2 separate regions of the Mus musculus genome follow, and region 2 is linked to region 1. Evidence: chromatin loops called from intact Hi-C (ENCODE). Cell type or tissue: left cerebral cortex. All regions are shown on one strand. Links, peaks and the distances in the headings refer to the core of each region. The heading gives the core; the rest is flanking DNA. Region 1 overlaps Sdccag8 (serologically defined colon cancer antigen 8). Region 2 overlaps Gm36904 (a long non-coding RNA gene).

Region 1 (2,808 bases), core at 143-2,642:
TTTTTATATGAATTCGTTTTAAAGCATTGAAGTCTCTGAACAAGCAGAAGCATAGAAGCACAGCCCCTCTCTCTAATTTACAGAACTTTGTGTTAACATGATTTTACATATCCATGCATCCTCATCAAGACTCAGATATGATTTCTAGAAAATGAAGGGCAGTTGACAGAACAAGGATGTGTCTAAATCAAGGAGAGCCAGCCTGCTGAAGCAAACTGAGTCAGCTTCCAGAAGGCAGGCAAGGGCAACCTGCTTACCCACTAGGGACATGGTACTTTGTTTTTAGATGTCATGTCCAAGTAGAAGTGCAGTCATATAAAATTCCCCTTCTACCTCTGGGTCCATTCTTTGGGTAAATCTTTTAGTCAGAAACAGGCTCCGGTAAAGACAACAATGTTTTCAAGGCTGACTTTTTAAGAGTACCTTTTCTGCAGAAGGAATCCCCCCTCGACCTCAAAACCCAAGCAACCCATTTTTCTTTCCTGGTAAACTCCAGGACATGAGAAAGAGACTCAGTTCTCTCCGAGGTGATGGAAGCATGCTGGAGGCCACACGGAGCCACTGTGGAACAGACTTCACTTAGCTAGCCGTCTGCCTTACAGGCTGCTTCCCGAATGTTGCTTTAACCTATTAGTACTTGCTCCGGCCTGAAACTGACTGCATTCCACCCCCAACCCCAATTGCGGGCTTATATGGTGTAACTGTGAGCAGTGTGTTCCCCATGAGGCTGACTTCAGTCTGTGTCAGGTCACAGAGGAGAATGAAGCATTTCCCAGTCTCTTAAACCATCTTAAGAGTCTTAATAAACTTCATGTCTTGGATTTATCAATCAATGACTCACTGTGTAATAAGCACGTGGTTATTAAATAAAAAAGGAGTGCTATCTAACAACTGACCTACTAAACAAAGCCATGGAGGAGGGAGGAGGTGGGTGAGAAGAAATTAAACACCATTAAGCCAATGACTTGTTCCCTTCCCTCCATGGATCTTACAGTAGTATGGGAGGACAGAACTTTCTTTTAGAAACGCTGACTTGGGAACATTATTTTACCACATGCTGCTACCTTTCCCCTTCTATTTTCATTGAACTTGATGCTCCTTGTTGTTGAGTCAGGCAAGTGGTGTGGGCAATACGCTCTTGGTTTCCTCTGGGCTTCTTCAGAAGATGAGTTGGCTGCCTCAGCCGCCATGCTCCAGGCTGTGGGCCTGTGTGGCAGGGGAGAGGAGAGCACCCCCAGCGTCGATGTTCATTGCACACACATTTGGGCGGTGCAGAACTGAGAGCAGCGAGCCAGGGAACATTGAGCAGAACCTGCAGACACACATTTGCTGGCAGCCTCTCGCTCAAGTCTCTCTGCCCAGGGCCACTCTGAGACCAGGGTGTCTCGCCTGTCAGACAGGTGGAGAGACCACGCATAGGCAGTGTGGGGTCCACCAGAGCAAAATGGAATGCCTCTGTTTTCCTGGCTCCTTGACAGCCTACTTTCCCTGATACTGGGTGGGGGAGGAAAAGAGGATGCAATTTATAACAGCACCAAGGCCATCTATTTTGAGCCTTGAAGATGTTGGTTGCACATATATTCATTTAAAATTATTTTTGACACGTTCTCTGCTTAATTTATTCATGAAAGGAGTACAAGAGGGGGAAATGAGCTTAACTTTTAAATGGAAACTTTAGGCTAAAAATTCTTGAATAAAACGCAAGAGGAAAAAAACTGAAGTTAACCATGCAACATAAAGAAATACATTGATGCTAAGTGTCTTCTTCAAATGAGCCCAGTGGGGCTCAGGGCTGGGACCTAAACAAACTGATAAATGCTATTCTTTTTCCTTTTTTCCCCTTAATAGAAAAGAGCAGAGGTAAATTTATGTTAAACACCTGATGCCACGCTTGGTGTGGGGGGACTGGAAATAAAGAGAGAGCTTGGTTCTGGCCACCAAGCTTAGATTTTACAACCCTAAAAAACCCTTAAATACCTAGCTCTAAACTATGGGTTTTTAAATTTTTTTTATACATGTGTGTGTGTGTGTGTGTGTGTGTGTGTGTGTGTGACTGTGGCATCTACTGGCCAACTTCAAACCCTCCATTTCTTTCCCTTCCTCATTGTAATTCCAAGCTTCCCCTTCTAAGACTCATCTTCTTCATCTATTAAGGGATGTTCTCAATCTAGCTCTATGTTAGCACTGAGACAGAGAGCATCTCAAACTTCTTGTACTCAACCAGATTTCTTTGAGCTCCTGCTCATTTGTAAATCACTAGTTTTGTAAAAATGCAATACACTAAATATATATGCTCATTAATTGAACTGCTTATCAATTGTTTAAAAATGATACCCACTCCAGTTTTAAAAGCTTACTCATTACCTGTTGTGGCCATTTAAATGTACATAGGTGCTATGGGTATGTGTAGCTCAGTGGTCACTGTGTTCATAGCATGCATAAGGCCAGGCTGGAATTCAATCCCTAATGCAAAATAAGAAAAGAAGGGCGGAGGAAGTAGAAATGAAATGTGTCTATACATAGCTATATTGGTTTCTATACTGACACAGTGTTTATGTTTCTCACGTCATAGACTAGCAGCAAGCAGACACTGCTATACGGAACCAGACAGTGTGCGGCACATGCTCACTGCACTCTTGACTTCTTGCTACTTGCAGTCAGAGCTCATTTTCTAAAGTAAACAACCAAGCAACCTCAAGGAAGTGGCCACGCCTCTTTCCATTTATATTGGCAATGGGCAATATCAGGCTCAGATGAACATGAACAGAGAACCTCTCTTTGCTCCCTCTTCCCACTCCAAACTACTCA
Region 2 (2,808 bases), core at 250-2,749, 380 kb before region 1:
ACACCCACATCCATTCACTAAAATTAAGGGATATGAACTCTGCAAACAGACTTCCTTTATGCAGTTTTGGCTTTCCTCCACAGTTATGAAAGTCAATCCCTGCCAGCAATGTCTAAATTCACGATGGGGATTTTTTTTTTTAGTACTGCAGTGAATATATCCTCCTACTGATGCATCATTGGTCCTGGAACATGGCTGAAGCCAGGGCAAGCATCTGGAAGCAGGTACCTGGCAGCATAGGTAAGAAACAGCCAGTAGAGTAAGGATCAAAGTCAGAATTGGCAGGCGGGAGCCTGGAAGAGGAAAAGAGGAGAGTGGAAATCTGAAATAAAGGGGCATCACAAACAAACAAACAAACAAACAAACAAATAAGAAACCCCAGGAAGCTTGAATGGGGCCAGTCAGAAAGGACATGATGCTGTGGCGAGTCAGGTCCTTCAGCTCCTGGGGAGAAAGGTATCATTCGCTGTCTCTTTCTCTTAATGCCAACTGCAGCAATGCTGTTTCTTTCCAAGTCTTTCTACAGAGCTCCACGGGGGTTGACACGGGGCTGGACTGACATCTGCCGCTACTTCTTGCTGCATTCTGTGCTATTTGGAGATATTCTATTGATATCATCTTCTTTGACCTTGCTTCGCTTCCCCCCTCCCATCTCTCCTTCCGCTGTCCTATTTGTAGCAACGGCTCTCGTCCACTAACAAGGGCTCTTTTATCTACTGGTCTTTCTCTTGCTTTTGTTTCTCTTGTCTATTTGGAGTTAGCTTCTTGATAGAAAGCCAGCACGGATTCACTCTTGTCCTTGAGAAACTGTTGAACGCAGCCGACTTGCTAGAACCAGCATGTGAAAGTATAAATGAATCTTATATTTCGTAGCAGTGTGCCTAGCAGCTTTAAGTTTGAGCTGAGGCAATAACCATTTTCCTCGGCAGAAATTGTCATTGTGCCTTTACAATGACAATCCCAGGCCACCAAGTTGCAAAGACCACATGCATTTAGAATAAATAAATAAAAAGAATCAGCTCCTGTCATATGGATCCTGGCTTCGGCTGTTTGGATGATTCCATAGCAGCTGAAGATGTTTGCTGCTCACAGAATACTAATGGCTCTGACTATTCTGAACTGAGCTTTCTTGTGAAAGGGGAAAAAAGATATAAAAGGGAAGCTTATTTTGAGTTGGTCACTTAAAATCATAAGCTGAGTTGAGAAAATTTCTGTGTCACCAATATATGAATATAGACATATATGCATACATACAGATATATAGACAGAGTTTTTTCTGCGATGGTTTTGGGTTTACACCAAGTCGGAAGTATCACGACTTTTTAGTTATTTAAGTTTTGTGTGCTAACTTTGTCACAGCAGTCTGTCAACAACGGTTACTGACGTGCATATACACAGAACAGGCGGAGGCCGATGTGCTTATACACACAGAAAAGTCGGAGGCTGCTCTTGTTTGTCTGATTCAATTTAGATAGAACAAATTCACCTAAAAGTCCATTTATTAGAAATTCACCATTGGCCACATATCAGGTATGCTTTGGTGTACTCTCCATCTCTCCATCTCTTTGGTGCCTAACGTGCCATGTTAGGAAACTTGGAGATGAGGAGAATTAACCTTCATACCTAGACAAAGAATTTCCTGAGTGGCTCTGGTACTTACAAGTTGATGGAATATAAACAAATCATTCTCCCTCTCCCTCTCCCTCCCCCTCCCCCTCCCCCTCCCCCTCTCCCTCTCCCTCTCCCTCTCCCTCCCCCTCTCCCTCTCCCTCTCTCTCCCCCTCTCCCTCTCCCTCTCCCTCCCCCTCTCCCTCTCCCTCTCTCTCCTTTTTCAGCTCTAGTTTACTTTGCATAAAGGGGGAAAAAACCCAACCTGACCTGACTATATTACAAATAATCATTAGGATTAAGTGAGGCCACGATTGAGACCAGCCTTGTAAGCCACAAAGACTCTACAGTGCAAGGGACTGGGAATCTTGACGGTAGTTTAACACTATGGCTCTGAAACAGTGACTACAATTCAGAAGCTGGCCACTTGAAATTATTGTCACCCTATCCTCCCAAGTACAAGTTAATACGATTATAATAAATTCAAAATGTGCTTCAGTCACCTCCTAGGGGGATTTCATTCCATCAGACGAATTATTTAGGAATGAAAAACATCATTTGTAGGGGCAGGGAGTAACTTGGTTCAACCCAGGTCTTTTCATTTTAACAATATTTTCTTGTGCTGCATATACTGTAAAGAGGATCATTTAAATAATCTAGGAGCTGGAAGAAAATAAAGCAGTACTTTATATTTTTTAATTAAAGGCCACCTTCCAGGCACCAGATTTGTAACAGCACCATTGGGAAGGGCTTGTTGAGAGATATACCCTCAATAAAGAGTTAGCCATCGAAGTTCGGAGACATGAGGGAACACTTGGAGCATACTCTCCATAGGAAGGGAGTGTTCCCTGCTTCAAATGAAGGCGGAATGAGTCCACAGTAGACTGGAGGAAATATTTCAAGAGCAAGGTCAGTTATCTCCAGTTAAGAATTGCTAACCTTTCCCCCAAAGTTAAACAAACAAACAAACAAAAACCAAAACCACAAGAACACAGCATGAACTGTCACTACAATTTGATACACCTTTTCAAACAAAGAGTGATTTTAGCACCCACAAGATGTGGCTGGCTGGAGGGGGTTCTGCTGCTCACTGGTAGAGTGCTCACTTAATGAGTGTGAGGTTTTAGATTCAATCCCCAGCTTCACGATAAGTAAACAGGTAAATAGTGCGATACCCATAATCCCTCATACCATGCAGCC

The links. Peaks named below come from ENCODE experiments on the same cell type or tissue, not always from the same donor. Only the 100,000 strongest peaks of a DNase experiment are listed, where the experiment ranks them.
Region 2: a loop joins it to region 1, with 2.8 times the contacts of the local background. A loop is called at or near these places in 2 of 42 quality-filtered maps.

The regions. Positions count from the first base shown.
Region 1 is chr1:176,926,016-176,928,823 of GRCm38, reverse strand. The region is part of intron 13 of Sdccag8 (serologically defined colon cancer antigen 8); the gene reads right to left. All of the region lies in intron 3 of Gm15423 (a long non-coding RNA gene), which reads left to right. Among named protein-coding and RNA genes, the nearest start is that of Gm15423, 14 kb to the left of the region's middle. In left cerebral cortex, for the core only: a CTCF peak has its summit at 1,222; a DNase peak (open chromatin) is centred at 1,333; H3K27ac peaks cover 2,319 bases.
Region 2 is chr1:177,305,659-177,308,466 of GRCm38, reverse strand. All of the region lies in intron 4 of Gm36904 (a long non-coding RNA gene), which reads right to left. Among named protein-coding and RNA genes, the nearest start is that of Gm36904, 49 kb to the right of the region's middle. In left cerebral cortex, for the core only: no CTCF peak of the experiment used is centred there; DNase peaks (open chromatin) are centred at 700 and 1,329; H3K4me3 peaks cover 836 bases; H3K27ac peaks cover 1,313 bases.